Regions from separate parts of the Homo sapiens genome. Here region 1 is linked to region 2. Evidence: chromatin loops called from intact Hi-C (ENCODE). Cell type or tissue: mammary epithelial cell. All regions are shown on one strand. Each heading gives the region's core, and the rest is flanking DNA. Links, peaks and the distances in the headings are about the cores only.

Region 1 (11,866 bases), core at 2,021-10,020, 450 kb after region 2:
GAATTGGAAAAAACTGCTTTAAAGTTCATATGGAACCAAAAAAGAGCCCACATTGCCAAGTCAATCCTAAGCCAAAAGAACAAAGCTAGAGGCATCATGCTACCTGACTTCAAACTATACTACAAGGCTACAGTTACCAAAACAGCATGGTACTGGTACCAAAACAGAGATATAGACGAATGGAACAGAACAGAGCCCTCAGAAATAATGCCACATATCTACAACCATCTGATCTTTGACAAACCTAACAAAAACAAGCAATGGGGAAAGGATTCCCTATTTAATATATGGTGCTGGGAAAACTGGCTAGCCATATGTAGAAAGCTGAAACTGGATCCCTTCCTTACACCTTACACAAAAATTAATTCAAGATGGATTAAAAACTTAAATGTTAGACCTAAAACCATAAAAACCCTAGAAGAAAACCTCAGCAATACCATTCAGGACATAGGCCTGGGCAAGGACTTCATGTCTAAAACACTAAAAGCAATGGCAACAAAAGCCAAAATTAACAAATGGGATCTAATTAAACTAAAGAGGTTCTGCACAGCAAAAGAAACTACCATCAGAGTGAACAGGCAACCTACAGAATGGGAGAAAATTTTTGCAATCTACTCATCTGACAAAGGGCTAATATCAAGAATCTACAATGAACTCCAACAAATTTACAAGAAAAAAACAAACAACCCATCAAAAACTGGATGAAGGATATGAAAAGACACTTATCAAAAGCAGACATTTATGCAGCCAAAAGACACGTCAAAAAATGCTCATCATCACTGGCCAGAGAAATGCAACTCAAAACAACAATGAGATACCATCTCACACCAGTTAGAATGGCAATCATTAACAAGTCAGGAAACAACAGGTGCTGGAGAGGATGTGGGGACATAGGAACACTTTTACACTGTTGGTGGGACTGTAAACTAGTTCAACCATTGTGGAATTCAGTGTGGCAATTCCTCAGGGATCTAGAACTAGAAATACCATTTGACACAGCCATCCCATTTCTGGGTATATACCCAAAGGATTATAAATCATGCTGCTATAAAGACACATGAACACGTATGCTTATAGCAGCACTACTCACAATAGCAAAGACTTGGAACCAAGCCAAATGTCCAACAACAGTAGACTGCATTAGGAAAATGTGGCACATATACACCATGGAATACTATGCAGCCATAAAAAATGATGAGTTCATGTCCTTTGTAGGGACATGGATGAAGCTGGAAACCATCATTCTCAGCAAACTATTGCAAGGACGAAAAACCAAACACCGCATGTTCTCACTCATAGGTGGGAATTAAACAATGAGAACACATGGACACAGGAAGGGGAATATCACACACCGGGGCCTGTTGTGGGGTCGGTGGAGGAGGGAGGGATAGCATTAAGAGATATACCTAATGTGAAATGACGAGTTAATAGGTACAGCACACCAACAAGGCACATGTATACATATGTAACAAACCTGCACGTTGTACACATGTACCCTAAAACTTAAAGTATAATAAAAAATAAAAAATGAAATAAAAACTTTTGCTGTTGACTCCAAATATCCTGCTTCATCATCTCTCCACTCCAGAAACTTTTCACATACTTACAAAGGGTGTTCGTTTCTCCTCTAAGTATTTGCCCCCCAGCCCCACATGCAAGAAGGTGGAAGTAGGGCCTCTGCCTGGGATGGTAACTCTCAAATATAAGGCAAGACCTGTCTCTCCTCCAATATCCCAAGGACTGAAGGACTGTGAAAGTCTGCATATTGATCAAGCTTCTCCCTCCCTTATCTGAAGGGACTTACTTCCTTCAAGACACTTTTCCTCTTCCCACCTAACTCCATGCCCCCATCCAGTCATCTTCCAACCCATCTCTCCCCACCTGCATGCCACACAAGAGGGGCATGACCACAGAACCTGGAAGTTCCTTAAAATTGAATAGTACGTCAGGCCAGGTGCAGTGGCTCATGTCAGTAACCCCAGCACTTTGGGAGGCTGAGGAAGGCAGGTAACTTGAGGTCAGCAGTTCGAGACCAGCCTGGCCAAAATGGTGAAACTCCATCTCTACTAAAAATACAAAAATTAGCTGGGTGTGTTTGTGCATGCCTGTAGTCCCAGCTACTTGGGTGGCTGAGGCAAGGGAATCACTTGAACCTGGGAGGCAGAGGTTACAGTGAGCCAAGATTGCACCATTGCACTCCAGCCTGGGCGATAGAGTGAGTCTCTGTTTCAAAGAAAAAAAAAAAAAAAAGAATTCGAGTGGTGTGATTAGCTTATGATTTTTTAAAAATGGAATGATGTATTCATTTTCTAAGCTGCATAACAAATCAACACAAATTTAGCAGCTTAAAACACCCATCTATTCCCTCTCCTTTCCTGTGGGTCAGGAGTCTGGGGGTGCAGCTTTAGCTGGGCCCTCTGCTCAGGTTCTTACAAGGTTGTGATCAAGGTGTTGGCGGGAATTAGTGTCTCCTATGAGGCTTGGGGTCTTCTCCCAACCTCACATGGTTGTTGGCAGAATTTATTTCCATGCAACTGTGGAACTCATGTGGCTGGCTTCTTCAAAACCAGCCAGGCATGGTGGCTCACGCCTGTAATCCCAGCACTTTCGGAGGCCGAGGCAGATGGATCACCTGAGGTCAGGAGTTCGAGACCAGCCTGGCCAATATGGTGAAACCCCGTCTCTACTAAAAATACAAAACTTAGCCGGGCATGATTGCGCACGCCTGTAATCCCAGCTACTTGGGAAGCTGAGGCAGGAGAATCACTTGAACCCAGGAGGCAGAGGTTGCAGTAAGCCGAGATTTTGCCACTGCACTCCAGCCTGGGCAACAGAGTGAGACTCCATGTCAAAAACAAATAAACAAACAAAAACCAGGAGGAAGGAGTCTCTCTCCTCCAGACCCTCATTGAAGATCTCACCTATAGATGTCAGGCCCACCCTGAATAATCTCCCTTTTGATTAACTCAAAGTGAATGGATTAGGGGCTTAGTTACATCTGCAAAATCCCTTCAACTTTTCCATAGGTATAGATTAGAAACAAGACGCGGGTCCTGCCTACACTCCAGGGGAGAGGAGATTACACCTGGCATTTATCCAGGGCAAGAACCTAAGGGGTCATCTCAGAATTCTGCCCTCCAAATAGATCCTCGGTGGAGCTCACATGCCTGGGAGAGCACCAGCCTTTGTTTAAAGGCAACAGAGAATGATGCCCTGGCTCAGATCTCCAGCAAGCCTCCAAAATGATGGTCCAGTCTCTGAACCCAGGGCCAAGGCAGCAGGAGCTTTGGGTGCACATGGGGGCTTCCCCCACTTTCAAGTGAGTCGTCACATCTGTATTAGACCCTAGCTGTTGCTTAGGCAAAAATGATGATTTAGAAGAAGATGGAGAGAAGAGGAGAGTTAATTTAAACGTACTTATATTCGGCCGGGTGTGGTGGCTCATGCCTGTAATCCCAGCACTTTGGGAGGCTGAGGCAGGCGGATCACGAGGTCAGGAGATGGAGACCATCCTGGCTAACAGGGTGAAATCTCTTCTCTATTAAAAATACAAAAAATTAGCTGGGCATGGTGGCGGGTGCCTGTAGTCCAAGCTACTTGGGAGGCTGAGGCACGAGAATGGCGTGAACCCAGGAGGCAGAGATTGCAGTGAGCGGAGATCCCGCCACTGCACTCCAGCCTGGGCAACAGATCGAGACTCCGTCTCAAAAAAAGAAAAAAGAAAGAAAGTACTTATATTCATTCCCTAGGGCTGCCACAACCAAGTACCAAAAGCTGGGTGACTTGAAACCAGAGAAATTGATTGTCTTGTGGCTCTGGTGGCCAGCAGTCTGAAATGGAAGTGCCAGCAGGGCCACGTTCCCTCCTGTACTTGTCAGGGATTCCTGCCTTGCCTCTTCCTAGCTTTCTGTGGTTTCCTGGCAGTCTTCAGTGTTCCTTGGTTTGCATACGCATCAGTCCAATCTTCTGTCCAATCCATGGCCTTCTTCCCTGTGTCTCTGTGACTCGGTGTGTCCTCTCCTCTTTTATAAGGACACCAGTCATTGACTTAGGCCCTCCCTACTCCAGGATGACTTCATCCTAATCAACAGCATCTGCAATAACCTTATTTCTTTCTTTCTTTCTTTTTTTTGAGAGGGACTTTCACTCTTGTTGCCCAGGCTGGAGTGCAATAGCGCGGTCTCAGCTCAATGCAACCTCCGCCTCCTGGGTTCAAGCGATTCTCCTGCCTCAGCCTCCCGAGTAGTTGGGATTACAGGTATGGGCCACCACACCCAGCTAATTTTGAATTTTTCGTAGAGATGGGGTTTCTCCATGTTGGTCAGGCTGGTCTCAAACTCCTGAACTCAGGTGATCCACCCGCCTCGACCTCCCAAAGTGTTGGGATTACAGGCATGAGCCACCACGCCCGGTCCGCAATAACTCTATTTCTAAATAAGGTCACATTCTGAGCTGCTGGAATTTAGGATTTCAACATGTTTTGAGGAGGACTCAATTTAACCCGTAAGAATACTATGTGGACCACACATGCTGCTTCACATCTGTTATCCCAGCACTTTGGGAGGTTGAAGCAGGAGGATCATTGCTCAGGGCGTAGGGGACACCAGGTGCATAAGACCACAGCGTTGACTGGTGTGGGGGCTCACACCTGTAAGTTTGGGAAGCTAAGGTAGGACGATCACTTGAGCCCAGGAGTTTGAGGCCAGTCTGGGTGACATAGTGAGACCTCATTTCTAAAAAAAAAAAATTAATTAGCTGGGCTTGGTGGTAGCCACCTACAGTCCCAGCTACTCAGGAGGCTGAAGCAGGAGGGTCGCTTGAGTCCAGAAGATCAAGGCTGTGGCGAGCTGTGATTGCAACCCTGCACTCCAGCCTGGGCAATAGAGCAAGCCCTGTCTCAAAAAAAAAAAAAAAAAAAAAAAGGCATCTCCCTTGTCTTCTGATTCCCTGAGCTGTCATAGAAAGGAAGTGAAGCAGAGAAAGCATCCCCACGAAAGGGAATTTTCAAAACCAGCCTAAGCAACATAGCAAGATCTTGCCTTTAGAAAGTATTTAAATTGGAAGGAAAAAAAAAAAAGCAGTACTATAGCACAGAGTTGACAGCTACAGGTGTGGCTACATCCAGGTCCTAAAACTATATCATCAGAATGACCCCTCACCCTCCCCCCGCTTTCCATTTTACTTTCTTAAGCATGAACATGAAATTTCCAAGATTGTCTCTCCTTTGGCTAATCTGCTTCTCAGACCCAATCACTGTGGCCAGGGTGGTGGAAGGACACTGGCATCCAGGCTGGGACCACATGCCCCAGCTCCAGATCAGGGTGGGGAATAGCCAGTGGCACACATGCCATGGGGGACTAGTGACTCCTCAGTGGAAAATCGGGGACTGTCATTGGAGAGCAGCGATAGAAGAAAGGCTGACACAGTGCAATGTATCTCCTGCACCAGCCTGGGCCTCGATGTCTTGAGTACTGATGACACAGTACTCAGTCCAGGGCAATCCCAACTCCATCTGCGGGGCTGCCCACAGTACATGAACCCCTCACTGGATTTGCTGACCACACGTGCAAACAGCCACCTCCCAGCCCCACTCCCCGCAGTCTCCCTGAACCCTGTCAAAATTCCCCTCAGTTCTCACCAAGATTAAAAGCAATTCTGAGGGTGAGCGGCTCATTCTGCTAGTTTAACTCTCTCAATTCCTTCTCTCTCCAGAACTCTGTACTTACTGCTCCATCACTGGTAATGACAATGAACATCTTCACAATCTCAGGTTTTATTGCAAAGTGATTGAGGACCAGTTAGAATAAGTTATGCTACAGAAACTAAAGAAATCCCATCAAGCAAATGGTGTGTCATTGAAAGTCTTAGGACAGCTGTGTATATTCTCTCCCCCAATGAATCAATTGAAAATGAGAAGCTCTTACCGCCATGTTCCGGGCAGAATCTATCAAAAGTATAAGCCATGATATTATAATTTGATGATTTTTCATCCGTCAAATGGATATGGCCCAGGGGAGAAAAGTGGACGCTCCGTAACTAGATGATGGTCAAGAGTTATAAAAATGAGGTCCTCTCTGTTCAACATTTCTCCTTTCTTGAAAGGATACTCAATGTCACGCTCAGGGCCTCTAATGGCCAGAGATAAAATTCCTCCCAGTTCCAGAGCACCCCAGGGCAACCCCAAAACCAGAGCAACTGCTTATTGCCACGTAGACTATGTACTGTGCAATTCCTGGGGTGGCATTTTCATAAATATGTGGGTGGCGCCCCCTGGAGGTATGTAATGCACAACTTGCACAAACGGTAAGTCATCGTATCCCAAAGTCCACAAAGAAGAGGTAAGCAAAACTCCCATCGATGTTGCCATCAGTCATGAGTCTGCCTTTTCTTCATGGGACAGTAGCAAAAACAATTTGGCCAAGTGTGCTTGGATGATCTCTAAGATGGAATCAGGGTCTCTCACTTTCAGCACTATTGACATTTGGGGCTGGATCATTCTTTTGTCTTAGTGGGAGTTGTCCGGGGCATTGTAGGATGTTTAGTAGCATCCCTGGCCTCTACCCATTAGCTGCCAGTAGCACCACCTCCTCCAGCCGCAACCACCAAAATTGTCTCCAGACATGGCCACATGTTCTCTGGGGGGCAAAATCACCCCCTGGCTGAGAAGCCCTGAAGTAAAGACATAATACGCAGATCACATGTAAGTAAGAGAGCCTAAGGGCCACACAGGTGATGCTGTACCCCTGACAAAGCCAGAGTCTTAAAGAGGTTAGAGAGGTGGAGAAAGAGAAAGGAAATGAAGTCCCAGCTGCCGAGAGCAACAGATGCTGACTAGATGTTGTTGATAGTCATCTTTAAACTGAGGTTAAAAGATGCTGAGAAGCCATCAGCTCCCATCCTGCTCTCCAGGGACAACGCTGCTGAAAAAGGCCTGGAGATCAACAAAGCCCCAAACACAGCTGCACTGAGCAAAGAAACCAGAGATTGAGACAAAATGACATTCCCTCAAAGACTACTCATTTCCAAGAGGGGAGAAAAAGTGGAGTCATGAAAAACAGTTGAGGCTGGATAGAGTGAATCACACCTGTAATCCCAGCACTTTGGGATTACTCCCAGGCTGAGACGGGAAAATTGCTTGAACTCAGGAGTTCAAGACCAGCCTGGGCAAAATAGCAAGACCTTGCCTCTAGAAAAAGGGAAAAAAATTAGCCAGGTGTGATGATACACGCCTGTGGTCTCAGCTACTCGGGAGGCTGAGGTGGGAGGATCGCTTGAACCCAGGAGGTAGAGGCTGCAGTGAGCCGGGATTGCACCACTGCACTCCAGCCTGGGCTACAGATCTTGTCTCAAAAAAGAAAAAAATTAAACAAAATTAAGGCCGGGCACGATTGCTCATGCCCGTAATCCTAGCACTTTGGGAGGCCAAGGTGGGCAGATCACGAGGTCAGGAGATTGAGACCATCCTGGCTAACACGGTGAAACCCCATCTCTACTAAAAATACAAACAATTAGCCGGATATGGTGCTGGGTGCCTATAGTCCCAGCTACTCTGGAGGCTGAGGCAGAAGAATGGAGTGAACTCGGGAGGTGGAGCTTGCAGTGAGCCAAGATCACCCCACTACACTCCAGCCTGGGCAAAAAAGCAAGACCCTATCTCAAAAAAAAAAGAAAATTGAAAATTTTTTTGAGACCAAGTCTCACTCTGTCACCCAGGCTGGAGTGAAATGCTGCGATCTCCACTCACTGCAACCTCCGCCTCCTGGGTTCAAGTGATTCTCATATCTCAAACTCTTACCTCAACATGACTACAGGCATGTTGTCACCATGCCTAATTTTTGCATTTTTAGTAGAGATGGGGTTTCACCATGTTGTCCAGGATGGTCTTGAACTCCTAGGTTCAAGCAATCTACCCACCTCAGCCTCCCAAAATGCTGAGATTACAGGCATGAGCCACCGTGCCCGACCTCTAACTTTTCATTATGGAAATTTCCCATACGCACAAAAAGCAGGGAGAGAATTGCACGATGAACCCCCATGCACCCATCATCCCACTGCAAGAACTTGTCAACATTTCGCCAATCTCATTCCAGTTCCCACTTTTCTTTTCCTTCTTGCTATTTTAGGATATTTTAAAGCAAATTCCAGACATTTCATTTCACCCACATCCATAACACGCCAGGGTGCATTCTTGATGTAAGGATTTTGTTTTGTTTTATAACACCCATGACATTGCCACACTTAATTGATTTAACATGAAGAAACTAAGATTCTTGCAGGTGGAGAAAAGATCTAATTACCACCTTAAAGCCTCTCCTACTAGCGCTTCTCAGATCTGAACGTGTATGCAAATCACGTGGGCATCTTGTTAAAATGCAGATTCTGGCCCAGCAGGTCCTTCCGGGTGAGCCCTGAGAGTCTTCAATTCCAAAAGCTCCCTGGTGACGCAATGCTGTGGGTCCATGAATCACACTAGAGGAAGGGTCGGCCAAACACCCACAACAACTGGGTGCAAAGTCCTGACTGTTCCTGACTGCAGGGCCTTCAGTGAACGGGGAAGCTGGGGACCATTAGGGAAAGAAGGGAGGTTTTTCGTATCAGCTCCAGGCCTTGTAGAACTGCCAGGGAATAACAGACACAAGGGCAGCAAAGTCTAACCAACAGCACGAGTTCATTCATATTCCACAACCACTGCAGCAAAGAACCATGAAATGGGTGGCTTCAAACAATGTCTGGGCCGGGTGCCGTGGCTCACACCTAAATAATCTCAGCACTTTGGGAGGCTGAGGTGGGTGGATCACTTGAGGCCAGGAATTCGAGACCAGCCTGGCCACTATGCCAAAACCTCGTCTCTACTAAAAATACAAAAATTAGCCATGCATGGTGGCAGGCACCTGTAGTCCCTGCTTCTTGGGAGGCTGAGGCAAGAGAATGGCTTGAGCCTGGGAGGCGGAGGTTGCAGTGAACTGAGATCGTGCCACTGCACTCCAGACTGGGCAACAGAGCAAGCCTCTGTCTAAAAAAAAAAAAAAAAAAAAAAAATTGTCTGGAAGCCAGAAGTCCAAAATCAATCAAATGTCAGCAGGAGCATGCTTCTTCAGAGGTTCTAGAGGTGAATCCATTCCTTGCCTCTTCCAGCTTGTAGAGGCTACTAGAATTCCTCAACTTGTGGCTGCATGATCCATTCTTTGCCTCTGTGATCACCTTGCCTCCTCCTCTTCTGTCTGGGTCTCCTCCTCTGGAGGAAGAGTGTCAGGCCTCTGAGCCCAAGCTAAGCCATCATATCCACTGTGACCTGCATGTACATACCCAGGTGGCCAGTTCCTGCCTTAACTGATGACATTATCTTGTGAAATTCCTTCTCCTTGCTCATCCTGGCTCAAAAGCCCCCCTACTGAGCACCTTGTGACCCCCACTCCTGCCTGCCAGAGAACAACCCCCCTTTTTCCTTTACCTACCCAAATCCTGTAAAATGGCCCCACCCCTATCTCCCTTCACTGACTCTCTTTTTGGACTCAGCCCACCTGTACGCAGGTGACATAAACAGTTTTATTGCTCACACAAAGCCTCTTTGGTGGTCTCTTCACACAGATGCATGTGAAATTAGGTGCTGTGACTCAGATCGGGGGACCTCCCTTGGGAGATCAATCCCCTGTCCTCCTGCTCTTTGCTCTGTGAGAAAGATCCACCTACGACCTCAGGTCCTCAGACTGACCAGCCCAAGCAACATCTCACCAATTTCAAATCTGGTAAGCGGCTTCTTTTTACTCTCTTCTCCAACCTCCCTCACTATCCCTCAACCTCTTTCTCCTTCCAATCTTGGCATCACACTTCAATATCTCCCTTCTCTTAATTTCAATTCCTTTCATTTTCTGGTAGAGACAAAGGAGACACGTTTTATCCGTGGACCCGAAACTCCGGCGCTGGTCATGGACTAGGGAAGGCAGCCTTCCCTTGGTGTTTAATCATTGCAGGGACGCCTCTCTGATTATTCACCCAGGTTTCAGAGGTGTCAGACCACGCAGGGATGCCTGCCTTGGTCCTTCACCCTTAGCAGCAAGTCCTGCTTTTCTGGGGGAGGGGCAAGAACCCCGACCTCTTATCTCTGCACCCCGATACCTTATTTTCATGCCCTGACCTCTTATCTCTGTGCCCTGATCCCTTATTTCCATGCCCGCCCTCTTATTTCTGAGCCCCGATCCCTTATTTCCACAACCTGACCTCTTATCTCTGCACCCCAACCTTTTATTTCTGTGCCCCAACCCCTTTCCCTCTTTTCTGGAAGGCAAGAACCCCCCATCCCTTCTCTCCATGTCTCTACTGTCTCTTTTCTCTAGGCTTGCCTCCTTCACTATGGGCAAGCTTCCATCCTCCATTCCCCTTTCTTCTCCTTAGCCTGTGTTCTTCAAAACCTAAAACCTCTTCAACTCACACCTGACCTAAAACCTAAATGCCTTATTTTCTTCTACAATGCCGCTTGACCCCAATACAAACCCAACAGTGGTTTCAAATAGCCAGAAAACGGCACTTTCAAATTTTCCATCCTACAATATCTAGATAATTCTAGTCATAAAATGAGCAAATGGTCTGAGATGCCTGATGTCCAGGTATTCTCTTACACATTGGTCCCTCCCTAGTCTCTGTTCCCAATGCAACTCATCCCAAATCTTCCTTCTTTCCCTCCCACCTGTCCCCTCAGTCCCAACCCCTAGTGTCGCTGAGTCTTTCTAATCTTCCTTTTCTACAGACCCATCTGACCTCTCCCCTCCTCGCCAGGCTGAGCTAGCTCCCAATTCTTCCTCAGCCTCTGCTCCTCCACCCTATAATCCTTTTATCACCTCCCCTCCTCACACTGGATCTGGCTTGCAGTTTAATTCTGTGACCAGCCCTCCCCAACCTGCCCAGCAATTTCGTCTTAAAAAGGTGGCTGGAGCTAAAGGCATAGTCAAGGTTAATGCTCCTTTTTCTTTTTCTCAAATCAGATAGCGTTTAGGCTCTTTTTCATCAAATTTAAAAATCCAGCCCCGTTCATGACTCGTTTGGCAGCAACCCTGAGTTGCCTTACAGCCCTAGACCCTAAAAGGTCAAAAGGCCGTCTTATTCTCAATATACATTTTATTACCCAGTCTGCTCCCGACATTAAATAAAACTCCAAAAATTAAATTCCGGCCCTCAAATCCCACAACAGGACTTAATTAACCTCGCCTTCAAGGTGTACAATAATAGAGCAGAGGCAGCCAAGTAGCAACATATTTCTCAGTTGCAATTCCTTGCCTCCACTGTGAGACAAACCCCAGCCAAATCTCCAGCACACAAGAACTTCCAAACGGCTAAAGCGCAGTGGCCAGGCATTCCTCCAGAACCGCCTCTCCCAGGAGCTTGCTACAAGTGCCAGAAATCTGGCCACCAGGCCAAGGAATGCCTGCAGCCCAGGATTCCTCCTGAGCCATGTCCCATCTGTGCAGGACCCCACTAGAAATTGGACTGTTCAACTCACCTGGCAGCCACTCCCAGAGCCCCTGGAACTCCAGCCCAAGGCTCTCTGACTGACTCCTTCCCAGATCTTCTTGGCTTAGCAGCTGAAGACTGACAATGCCCGATCGATTGCCTCAGAAGCCTACAGGACCATCACAGATGCTCTACGTAACTCTCACAGTGGAGGGTAAGTCCATCCCCTTCTTAATCAATACGGAGGCTACCCACTCCACATTACCTTCTTTTCAAGGGCCTGTTTCCCTTCCCTCCATAACTGTTGTGGGTATTGACAGCCAGGCTTCTAAACCTCTTAAAACTCCCCAACTCTGGTGCCAACTTAGACAATACTCTTTTAAGCACTCCTTTTTAGTTATCCCCACCTGCCCAGTTCCCT
Region 2 (11,866 bases), core at 1,630-9,629:
AGAGATAATTAGCACCCGTAGCCTTAGAAGCAGCTAAGTACTAAGTGGAACAGATGGAGACAGTATAATAAAAGTGGTCTGTAAGCAAAATAGAAATACATAATTATGAAAGTAGATATTAAAAGAATTAAGTCAGTAATAAAGTACAGTTTTAAAGTGGCCCCCGTCCTTTTAAGGGCTTGGGTTATCTGGAAGTATTTTAGAGTTTATAAGTAGAAAGTAAATTAAAAGATGGACTGTTTTTCTGAATGAACAACTTCAACATTTCTTGTAATTTATGGTTTTTGCAGTGTTGGAAGCTGGAAGCTGTTTAGCTGGTAACAGGATATGGGCAAAACAGGACCTAAGGCTAAAGGTCTTGGGTGGTAGTTCAAAGCCTGACCCTGGTTCTTTTTTTTCTTTATTACTTTATTCAGGCATATTTTACACATTCTAGAATTCATCCTTTTTAAGTATAAAATTCAATGGTTCTTTAAGTAAATTTGCTACTAAGCTATACAGCCATCACCATAAATCAGTTTTAGGTCATTTTTATCCCCCCAGTAAAATCCCTCACGACCATTTATAGTTAATCCATGTTGCTGTCCCTGGCCCCTGGCAGTGACTAATCTACTTTTTGTTTCTATAGAGTTACCTTTTCTGGGTATTATTTATAAATGTAATCATATATCTGGCTTCTTTCATCAGTAATAATGTTTTTGAGGTTCATTCATGTTATGGCATTTATTCATAGTTTATTCCTTTTTATTGCTGAATTTACAGCACTTTGTCCATTCACCAGTTGATGGGCATTTAGGCTGTTTCTAGTTTTGGATGATTATGTATAATGCTGCTAAGGGCATTCATATGCAAGTCTCTAAGTGGACATACATTTTTATTTTCTTTGGGTGTATATGTAGGAGTGAAATGACTGTATCATTTGGCAAATTTATGTTGAACCTTAAACCACCAAACTGTTTTCCAAAGTGGCTGCACCAGCAATTATGAGGGTTCCTGTTTTTCTACATCCTTCTAGCCCTGCACCTTAATAGCTGTGCAGACTTGGGCAAACCTTAGCTTCCACTTTAATAAAATAGGTGAGTGGAGCTGACATATACCAAGTGCCTATTCTGTGGTAAAAATCATGATAGAAACACTTACAAGCTTTGTCTCACTTAATTCTGAGCCCTTTGAAATGTAGATATTATTTTCTACATATGTGATGAATTTACCGAGGTTCAGAGAAGTTACATAAACTAGACATCATTATAATGCAAGATTATTGTGAGTACTAAATTATATCAAATAACATATATGAACATACATGGCATAGTCTTGGGAATACAGAAGGTGGCTAATGAAGCAATTTTTATTTCTCTCCTTCTTCCCATCATTAGCATCTCTAGTAGGTCTTGCCACAGGGCGTCACCTACCCTCATCAGGTACCACCAATTTTCTGGTAATAGTTGCCAGCTATGAAGCTGTCATGCCTTAGTGAAGCTGAAAATCCTTTTTAGAGTTTACCCTGCAGTTCCAGTTAATGAGGTGGCAGAAACATCATAACTCAAATAGCATAATCTTTGTTGCATACAATGATAAAAGCAACTAGTTCAGGATATGATTATATTTCTTAATGGTTGTTTTTTATTCTTGTCTCTTCTTCCATCCTCTATTCACAATACTCGTAATTACTTTTCCAAATTCTAGAGAAGAGGGTTCTGAAAAAAGTTAATGTTGCCAAGAAGTTAATTGACTTGATTAATTTGAAATGGACCTGGATCTGTTGGTTTGAAGATTGCCTAGGTGGTAATAGAAAAGTGATCTAGGAGAAGAGGGTTCAATTAATACCTTAGTCACATTCAAGAAGTTTTTGATATTAAAATATATATATTGAAAAAAACATAAAGTCTTTAAAAAATTAGTAACTTGTTATTTGTTGTGTCTTTTCAGGGAGAGCCTGGGGTCAGAGGCCCTCCAGGTCCTTCTGGGCCTCGGGGCGTAGGAACCCAAGGGCCAAAGGTGAGTCCTCAGCTCAGTGCTTTGTGTGAGGGTCAGATATCATCAGTGACAAACAAGTGAACAGTAACTTCATAATAAGTGTTCGTCTTGGTGTTGACTTATTTTTTTCTTGGTGACTGATGAAACGTCTTATTTTTCATATCAGGTGAACGTTCAGTAAAATAGAACATTCGAGTTTATAAAGCCATTCACTTCCCCCAAAAGAAATGAGCAAGTCAGCCTCTTTTTAACTGCAAAGTGCTCAGAACATTTCTGGGTTTCTTAGAGGCTGTGCCGTCATCAAGAAGCACATCTTTACTTTGGCAGAGGTGCCTCAGGTGGCTTTTTTAACAGGTCACCTGCTAATGTGTCATTGTGCCCTTTGTGCCACAGCTACTCTGGCAGGGTGTCAGTACAAGGGTCTAGACTGATTGTCCCTGGAGAAGATGAGAGCAACTTCTTTTGGCCCAGTTTCCCTCCTTTCTATGTCTCCTTCAGTTTGGTGGTTATTCATCCTTTTATTCTTTTAATCCAGTGTTTCTCAAAGAGGGAGACTTTGTTTCCCTTCCCTGGCTTCAGAGAACATGTGGCAATGTCTAGGGACATTTTTTGGTTGTAGTAGATCAAGTCCAGAGATGCTGCCAACCATTCTACAATGCCCAGGACAGCCTCCCATCAGAAAGAGTGACTCAGCTCAAAATGTTAATAGTGCTGAGTTTGAGAAACCTAGTTTTAATTGTTCATTCAGTTGCTCAACAACTTTCTTTGATTTGTTCGAAAGTAGGGTAAAGAAGTAGCAAGCATGTTCAATAGGGAAAATAGATGTCAATGAACCACCCACCACAAATTCAAATTTTGAATTGGTATATTCATGCCGAAAATGCACAGAAGTGAATTAGAGCCCATTCTCAGAGAGGAGAGGGAAAAGGCTGTATGAGTCAAAGATTTTACTGAGCATCCCAGAATTACCAAGATTCTCAGTTTATCTCTGTTTTGTCCCTCAACTCAATTTTGGCGGTATGCTATTTTTGAACCTTCTAGATCACTTTAAATGGATGAAGATCCCCCCAAGATGTTAGTAGTCATTATCACTGGGTGATGGGAAGATGGGTCTATTTTTCTTGTTCATGTCATCTTTATTTCTGTTTAATTTTTTTTTTTGCAATGGGCAGGTATTCCTCTTATAATCAGAAAAAGTCAAGCTTTTTTAATACTGGAAAGTAAAAGACTGACTTATACAATAACTTATATTAACCCAGCACTTCTGAAGGCTTCTTCCATCCAGTGTTAATTTAGGAACTTCTGGGATAAGCAACGTTACACTAATTTCTTTACTGTGGGACTTGTTAGAGCCATTAGTCTACTATATTAGTGTGCACTGGAGATCTCCAAGGGAAAGCGCATGCTATTTTCCAATCTTATTCCACCACGAAGTGTTTCCAAAGAAACATGGGCTCAGTTTATGAACAGATACTGGGAAATGCTACACTTGCTTATAGCTTCATCTACACATTTTCCTAAAAATTTGGACATTGATATCCACTGGATCTTTAAGTGCAACCCCAGTGAAATCACACCTTATATTGAAATGGAGCAACATCTTAAGGCTATGTGGAGCCACATGTCAGTGGTTTTCATATGTGGTGCAGGGCAGCCCTGGTGTTCTTGAGCTTGGTGGTAGGGCAGTGAAGGGGGCCCAAGCAGATGAGGCCCTGGGCCTCCATTTCTGCTTAGGCCCAGCGGCTCTGCTTACTGCTTAATTTTTATTTGGATTATATTTAAGGTTTTGTTTGCATAGAATTCTGTGGTTTAAAAATATTGGGGAAGCACTCTAAGTAAAATAGGAAGTAGCTTATAGGCAGCATGAAAGTCCTGGTCAGACTGAAGTAAGAATGCAGCTGAGAGTAGTAATACTTAACGTTGTTTCTTCTTCGATCTTCTTACATTTTGTCTTCAAATTCTCCCCATCTTCTAACAGGGTGATACTGGGCAGAAAGGCTTGCCTGGCCCTCCTGGCCCCCCTGGCTATGGATCACAGGGAATTAAAGTAAGTGAATAGGGTTGTGCTGGAGTCACCTCTGATTTCACCAGAGTGATTGGGAGAAGAGGTTGTAGATAACGCAAAAATGGCTATTATGAAATAGATTTATTGTGAGCCTCGCAGTTAAATGGCATCCAGTGTTTAGAGACATCATCTGGAAGTGTAAAAATGGTATGAGTACAATACTTCAGCAAATGCTAAACATTATATAAATTGCTTGGTGCAAAAGTGAACTGTTCTATGGTTTGTTGCTTTCCCCTCTTTGTGAATTGAATGGAGAATTTATACTCAGTTGCTCTCTCTCTCTCTCTCTCTCCCCCCCCCCTCCCTCCCTCCCTCCCCCCTCCCTCCTTCCCTCCCCCTCCCTCCTTCCCTTACCTTCCTCACCTGTATCCTCCATGGTAGCCCAGGGCTTCCCAATCTTAGCTCACAGTGGAATCACCTAGGGAGCTTTTGGATAGTACTAATGCCCTTTCCCAGAGGAACGAAATCCGAATCTCTGGGAGTAGAGTGTGAGTGCTGTGGTTTTCAAAGCTCTCCAAGGGATTCTCCTGAGCAGCCAAGGTGAGAACCTCTATTCTAGGCCCTGAGTCTGTGTTACTGGAATTCATAGCCATCTGCATGTCACTTTGCTTCTGCGTCAGCAGCAACAAGCTTGTCCAGCATGCTGGGACTCTCAGGGTCTCTCATGTCTCAGTAGACAAATTTGGCATCTAAACATTACTATGTAATTCTAAAAAATTCCCTCTTCTGCTTCTAATATGTTGATGATGTTGTTCTTATCGGTTCACTCTCTTTTTTTCCGATTCCACTGCTGCCCCCGTCATAAGCTGGTTTTTTATTTTACATACATTTATATATATATATATTTTTACCATGCTTAAGCTTTGAAACTGAGTTATTCACCTCTGGATGATTGAGATTGATTCTAAAACTGTGGGAACATTCAAAATAAACTCCTTTTCAAATAGCAGAACTTCTTAGTCAGTAGGAGACAGTAGGAGCTTAAGATAATGTGAAAATCCTGTGTTGAAATTAAACTGCCTACTTCTGTGTAGAGAGAGTAAGCTTAGTCAAGAGCAGAACTCATAGAATGTGTGTTAAATCTCCAGTTTTATCACACAATGTCTAGAGCTTCTACAGCAGGTCTTCTAAATAACTGTTGTTCATCTCTCGGGCTGAGTATCTAAGCAAAGGCCAAATAGGCATGTTGCCCATATTGTACAAGCCCTGGAAAGAAAATACAGCAACACTCTGCTTTCTCATAAACAACACCAATCTCATACTTAATCTTTAAATTCTGTGGTTAGAAGGTGGTAGTGCTGTATACCCAGTTTTGCATGAGTTTGCTTAGGGAATAAACCTATGCCAAACCACAGGTCCTGTCACCAACATGAGCTCAGTTCACACATGCTGTTAGGTTATTGCTGCCACGTCTTTAGGCCTGGGGCCGGTTTTCTCCACTTTGTTATCTGGGAACTACTTCCTCATTCTCACCTGGGTTGTGTTTAATTAATCCTTACCGACTATAACTTATCTGGCTTCCTGCCTCTCCTTATGCCCTCAGGGTTATGCTGTGTCTAAACTCCATCCTGGGTGAAACCAGGTCCTGAAGCCTCCCATCACAGGAAAGCACCAAAATCAAAACTGCCACGTATCCCATCTTATCAGAAATGAGATAAGCTTTTCCTTCACTTAGGGCTGTAGCCTGATGCTGCTTAGCAGTGAGCCCTGACTAAGGCTCACTCATAAAACTTCTCTAGGCCGGGTGCAGTGGCTCATGCCTGTAATCTCAGCACTGTGGGAGGCCAAGGCAGGCAGATCACTTGAGGTCAGGAGTTCAAGACCAGCCTGGGCAACATGGTGAAACCCCGTGTCTACTAAAAATACAAAACTTAGCTTGGTGTGGTGGTGCATGTCTGTAGTCCCAACTACTCAGGAGGCTGAGGCATGAGAATCGCTTGAACCCAGGAGGCAGAGGCTGCAGTAAGCTGAGATAGTGCCACTGTACTCCAGCCTGGATGACAGAGTGAGACCTTGTCTTCCCAAAAAAAGAAAACTACCCAGCACTTTGGGAGGCCGAGGTGGGTGGATCATGAGGTCAGGAGTTTGAGACCAGCCTCACCAATATGGTGAAACCCCATCTCTACTAAAAATACAAAAATTAGCCAGGCATGGTGGTGCGTACCTGTAATCTCAGCTACTCAGGAGGCTGAGGCAGGAGAATCGCTTGAATCCTGGAGGCGGAGGTTGCAGTGAGCCAAGATCGCACCACTGCACTCCTGCCTGGGCAACAGAGTTAGACTCTGTCTCAAAAAACAAACAAAACAACCAGAAAAACCTCTTTAGACATATTGGATTGCCTGGCATCCAGTTGGTAGCAGGGCAGAGGTTCGTCCCTCAGGACTTCCATCTCATTTTCCTGACTGTGGCAAAAACCGCAATTACTTTTGCACCGACGAAATACCATCACTGCAAAAGGGAGGGAACTGAAAAACCAAATTGGTGGCATTCTTCTGAGTCATTTCAAGGATATAGGAACAGTAAAATTTCATTTCTTACATTCATTTGTTGACTTATTTCCTACCCCTTTCCAAAGAGCATTTGAATCAGTGAAATCTGCTTGCAGGTGTGTGTGCTTAGTAGCCTTTGACGGAAAGCTTTGTTGCTGTTAACCTTTAACACAGAAGCCTGAACTGTACTCTGTCTCTCTATCCCCTTCCACTTATGGGAGAAATAAGGGTTGTAGCTGCAATCACAAGTGATTTGCTTCAACCTAACTTAGTTGCTAGAATATTGGCTCTTCAGCCAGTCATTCATTCATTCAGCTGACCAACCAATACGGATTGAGCATCACCTATGTCAGGCAAATAAGCCAAGTGCTAGTATAAAGTAGTGAGTAAAAATATGTGAACTTAGTCCTCATGGAATTTACAGGCTATAAAATAATTAAACTTTGAGTTCTGGAGAGTATAGAGGATGGCACAATGGAGTGAATTTAGATTACAGCAGTAGGCAGGGCCCTTGTGAGGTCCTATAGGCCAAGTAATGAGTTTGGCCTTAATCCTAGGAGCAACTGGAAGTCAGAGAAGAATGATCTGATCAGTTTGGAAGAGACTCACTCTGGCTACCATTTGTAGAATGAATGGACATGACTGGAAGGAATGTGGGAGTAGAAGGGCTTCTCTTTCCATGCCCCTTCCTATTCTCTTGATTCTCTATGTGGAAGAGTATGATCTTCTGGGAACTTCTTTCCCCGGCCTTTCCTGGGGCTCTGGGACCACCCAGGGCTGCTGCTGTGGTAGCTCTGGTCCTGGAAAACCCTGAGAGCACGATGGGCTCGCCCCTCTTTATTTAGTACCATGGCAGCCTCCTGCCATTCCTCTGCTGGCCCAACTGGCTCTGCCCTGAAGTGGAACTCCAGCTCCTTCAGGGCCTTGGGCTTTTTCCCAACCACAGATGTCTGTTGTTTGGATCAATGAATATGGGACTGTGGCTGTTTGATCCTAAAATGGCCTTGGACTTTCAGGTTCATGTCACAGGCCAGGAAGTTATATGATGCTGCCATCTTGTCCCACTGTAAGCCTCCAGCAGTAACCCAGATATAGACTCCAGATATATCAGAAGTCCCACAGATTAAGTCAGAAGGGAGAAGGAATGGGTCTGGACCTGGAGGAATTCCTTTATATGCCAAGTAGCCATTGTGAGGCCAGGAGGGATGTGATCAGAGGGTGCACCACCCAGGTTAAAAAGCACGGAGACAGATGTGGATGGCTTCTCCCCATTCTTCATTTCTAATTGGGAGTTATGCCAGTTTCCCCATCTCCATCCTTGTTTAAGTCCGTTCCAGTGTCCTGATCAGCCCTGACATTCCCTTAGTACTTATTTTCAGAGGACCCAGAAGTCCTTATATAAACACAATTCCTGGTAGCCCTCCTTGACTTTAAAGACTTTGTGAGGTAGATTTGTGGACTGGCTCTACTATAACTCTTCCTATGCATAAATGCTTTATTCATTGAGAGAATTAGCTTCTATGCCACTGCCTTTTGCTCTTCCTGTAGGCTTGAATATGACTGACCCACCCACCCATTTGAACCAAATGTATAATGGTTCAAACATAGTAGAGGGTTTTGCTCACATAACAGTACAATGTGTGTGTTCCTGGTTGGTGGGTGATTTTCTTCCACACAGAATTTTAAAAAACCTTGTCTTCCATTTATGGTTCTTCTGTTGGCTGGGCCTCTTTACCACTTAAACCCAGCAGGCAAAAAGGGAGTATGTAGAAGGGGTATACCTGCTTCATAAACTCTTGGCCAGGACTTGACACATATCCCCTCTGCTCAGGTTTTATTGGTGAGAACTAGTTGCGCGGCTGTACTTAATTGCAAAGTGGCTTGGAAAGGTACTCATGCTGTGTGCCCAGGAAGAAAAGGAACCAGAAGTTTGGTGAAGAGTCAACAATCATTGCCATTCATAATTTAGCCTGTTTCTAGGGAGGATGGAAATTTTAAGTCATTTGTTGCTCTGAAGTATATTGGTGCCTCCAGAAGAGAACAGAAAGTATGGTGGTCTACATGGCAACTTCCTGGCTGAGAATTCCTCTTATGGGGCTATAGCAAAGGAGGGACTGACTATTCCATGCCTAACAAGTTTGTTATCAGTTTTAAAAAATAGCCTCAATGACAGGCTGGGTAATTTGGTGACCTCTATCCAACAGAAACCCTGGGGTCCCCAAAACTGGCAAATAGTAATGACTGCAGTGGTCACACAGTCACAGGCCTAACAGATCAACCTCTGAGACATCTGAAGCCCATAAATAGAGTGAAATACATTCTGCATGATATCTCCCCCCATCTGTATTCTGACCTCTGTGGTGTAAGGGAAAGAGAATGAGGGACTCATTTCTCAGTGGCTTTAGAGCCAGTCAGATCTTGGCCTGAATCTGGGTTTCGATTTTTTCTAGTTGTAACCTTAGACAAATCATTTATCTTTGTTGAATCTCAGCTTACTAATCTTTAAAATGGGGCTAATAAGGCTTATTTTACACAGTGTTAAAAAGAAAAAATTGTATAAAATGTCTAGGACACAGAGTTGATATTCCACCAGAGTGTGGGCTATGGAGTCAACAGATTTGAATCATGGCTTCTCCACTTCCTGAGTATTTCATCTCTCCCTCAGTTTCCATATCTGAGTAATGGGATAATACAGTACTGTTTCCTAAAGTTGTTGTGAGGAATGATTGAAATTAGATAGTATGTGTAATGCATGTAATACATGGTTATATATATGGAAAATGTTTGCAGCTATTCACATTATTATTTCCACCTGCTTCCCTTCCCTTTCGCTAGTCCCTCTTGTATTTTCCAGGAACAAGGCCTAGAATTCTAATACTCAAGTGATTTAATGCTCTTAAGCATAATATATTGGTTACATTAGTTAGTGTAGACATTGCTCCAATACCAAACAGACACCCAAATGTATAATGGTTCAAACATAGTAGAGGGTTTTGCTCACATAACCGTCCAATGTGTGTGTTCCTGGTTGGTGGGTGATTTTCTTCCACACAGAATTTTAGAAAACCTTGTCTTCCATTTATGGTTCTTCTGTTGGCTGGGCCTCTTTATCACTTACACCCAGCAGGCAAAAAGGGAGCATGTAGAAGGGGTATACCTGCTTCATAAACTCGTGGCCAGGACTTGACATGTATCCCCTCTGCTCACATTTTATTGGTGAGAACTAGTTGCATGGCTGTACTTAATTGCAAAGTGGCTTGGAAAGGTAGTCATGCTGTGTGCCCAGGAGGAAAAGGAACCAGAGGTTTGGTGAAGAGTCAACAATCATTGCCATTCATAATTTAGCCTGTTTCTAGGAAGGATGGAAATTTTAAGTTATTTTTTGCTCTGAAGTATATTGGTGCCTCCAGAAGAGAACAGAAAGTATGGTGGTCTCCATGGCAACTTCCAGAATGCCCCGTCATTCTCCTGATACTGTGGGCACAGACACCTGGGCTTATAAGGACTGGGTTTAGCCCGTCATTTATTTTATCCTATCCTAAAAAGAGAAGCTTAGAGCATTGATAATCTTCTTTCTTATTTCAAACAGCATCAGTATTACTCATGGATGACTTAGAAATTGTCAGTAGACAGGCTGAGAACTCGCCAAAGAGCTGGAGGGGGCTTGGGGTTTTTGGTAGGACCAGGAAAGTTCATTCATGTCCATAGCAAAGCCAGGGCCAGAGAATGAGGGACACCTGGAATTTAGTAGGAGCACCATGATTCAAAGGCTGGGGAGAGATGAGCAGGAAAGGATCAGGGGAGGGGGACAAAGCTGGCACAAAGAGCCTGATTTCAGGAGAAAAAGAGGAGTAGCAGTTAGGCTCCTGAAGGAGAATAAGGGAAGGTTTGGAGTCCTGGGTGATTGCTTGGGATGCCAGCAGCATTTGAGACCAAACAGGGGTGTGAAGATGGGTGGGTCAGCTCACCTTGCAGAGTGTAGCATAAATGGGCACAGCCAGAAAATTGCTTCTTCCTCCAAAGCTCTCTGATTCAGGAATTTGGGGCATAATGTGGAACGTTATAAGATTCTTGACTCTGTGCTTAAGATTAATGTCATTTCTTAGGAAGATTTCTTTTGGTTTGTCTCAGTTGTGCCACAGTAACTGTGTTTCTGTAAACTCCAAGGGCTCTTTTAATAGAATCAGGTGTCTTTGCTACCTCTGGCTTCCCTTTACAAGAAAAGATAATGTTTGAAAGAATGTCAGGATTCTGTAGTGGAAATCTCACATGGAGCCTGCCAACCTTCTGCCTGGCTCCTACCTGTGACCTGATTGCTTTGAAAGTGTTTCCAGAATCCACTTGACTAGATTTGTGGTTAGAATGAACCTTTTACAGCACAGAAAATTGCCATGCTTGAAGGCCAAATAGAAACGATTTATTCGTTGAAATTTAACTAACTTAAGGGGGAAAAAGGAATCTCATTTATTAAAAAAGTCAGAGATGGGTTTGAAGTACACTAAGTTGTAAGTACCTGCAGAAGGGTTAAAAAGTATTGACATGAGGAATTTTTCCTTCATCTTCTAAACTCATAACCATGCTGTACAATGGTGTTAATTATGAAGAGAGCAACACACATATATTTTAATATTATGACTTTGGCATTTGAACTTAAAGGTTTTTTTCTCCTTCTTGACTGCAAATAAACAACAGCATTTAAAAAAAAAAAAGGAAGACAAAACCAATCTTGGTAGTAGTAAAATCACTGCATTCAAGTTGAACACACCTCAGAAAGTAATAGAAACAATAAGTTATCCACTTAACGGCATAGCATAGACGATGTGTTTGAGTGCACCAGAAACTCTCTTTGAATTAACCTCTGTGACTTATCTCTTATTGTAATTTTGAAATTCACACGATGACTCCACTTCATAAAAAGGAGGAGTCGAGACCACATGAGAGGCCTCAAGTTTTGAATAGTTTGGTGTTTTAGGATTATACCTGCCAAGTCAATTGTGGCAGGGGGTCGAGGGTGTGGCTTAAAATTATCTTGGTGATCAAAATCTACAAACCTGGTTATAGACATTGAAAGCGTCTCTATACCTTTATTATTTTTAAAACCAAATTGTAAACAATTACCTGGGTTATAAACCAAAATCAAAAGTCCACAGTATTCTCTGTAGGGTAGTACACATCAGGGCACATTTGCATTTATTAACTGAGGCTGGATCTGTGGCCATTTGTGTTTTTCACTTACTAGTTCACGCTTTCATTTTCCTCCTGGACCAAGTTGCTTTCATTCCTTCAAGCCAGTTAAGAAAAAGGATAATTTTTAAAAAATAATTCCTAAATCAGA

What was found. Peaks named below come from ENCODE experiments on the same cell type or tissue, not always from the same donor. Only the 100,000 strongest peaks of a DNase experiment are listed, where the experiment ranks them.
Region 1: a loop joins it to region 2, with 12 times the contacts of the local background. A loop is called at or near these places in 12 of 110 quality-filtered maps.

What each region holds. Positions count from the first base shown.
Region 1 is chr7:6,959,645-6,971,510 of GRCh38, reverse strand. It overlaps LOC107986763 (a long non-coding RNA gene), which reads left to right. Exons shown (of 3, transcript XR_001745073.1): 3 at 9,589-9,666. LOC112267992 reads left to right here and starts at 11,463. Exons shown (of 2, transcript XR_002956537.2): 1 at 11,463-11,659. RefSeq lists an enhancer at 8,276-8,775. In mammary epithelial cell, for the core only: a CTCF peak has its summit at 6,295 (motif pointing left); no DNase peak of the experiment used is centred there.
Region 2 is chr7:7,410,017-7,421,882 of GRCh38, reverse strand. It overlaps COL28A1 (collagen type XXVIII alpha 1 chain), which reads left to right. Exons shown (of 35, transcript NM_001037763.3): 26 at 1,930-1,998; 27 at 3,956-4,024. Among named protein-coding and RNA genes, the nearest start is that of COL28A1, 120 kb to the left of the region's middle. In mammary epithelial cell, for the core only: no CTCF peak of the experiment used is centred there; a DNase peak (open chromatin) is centred at 5,462.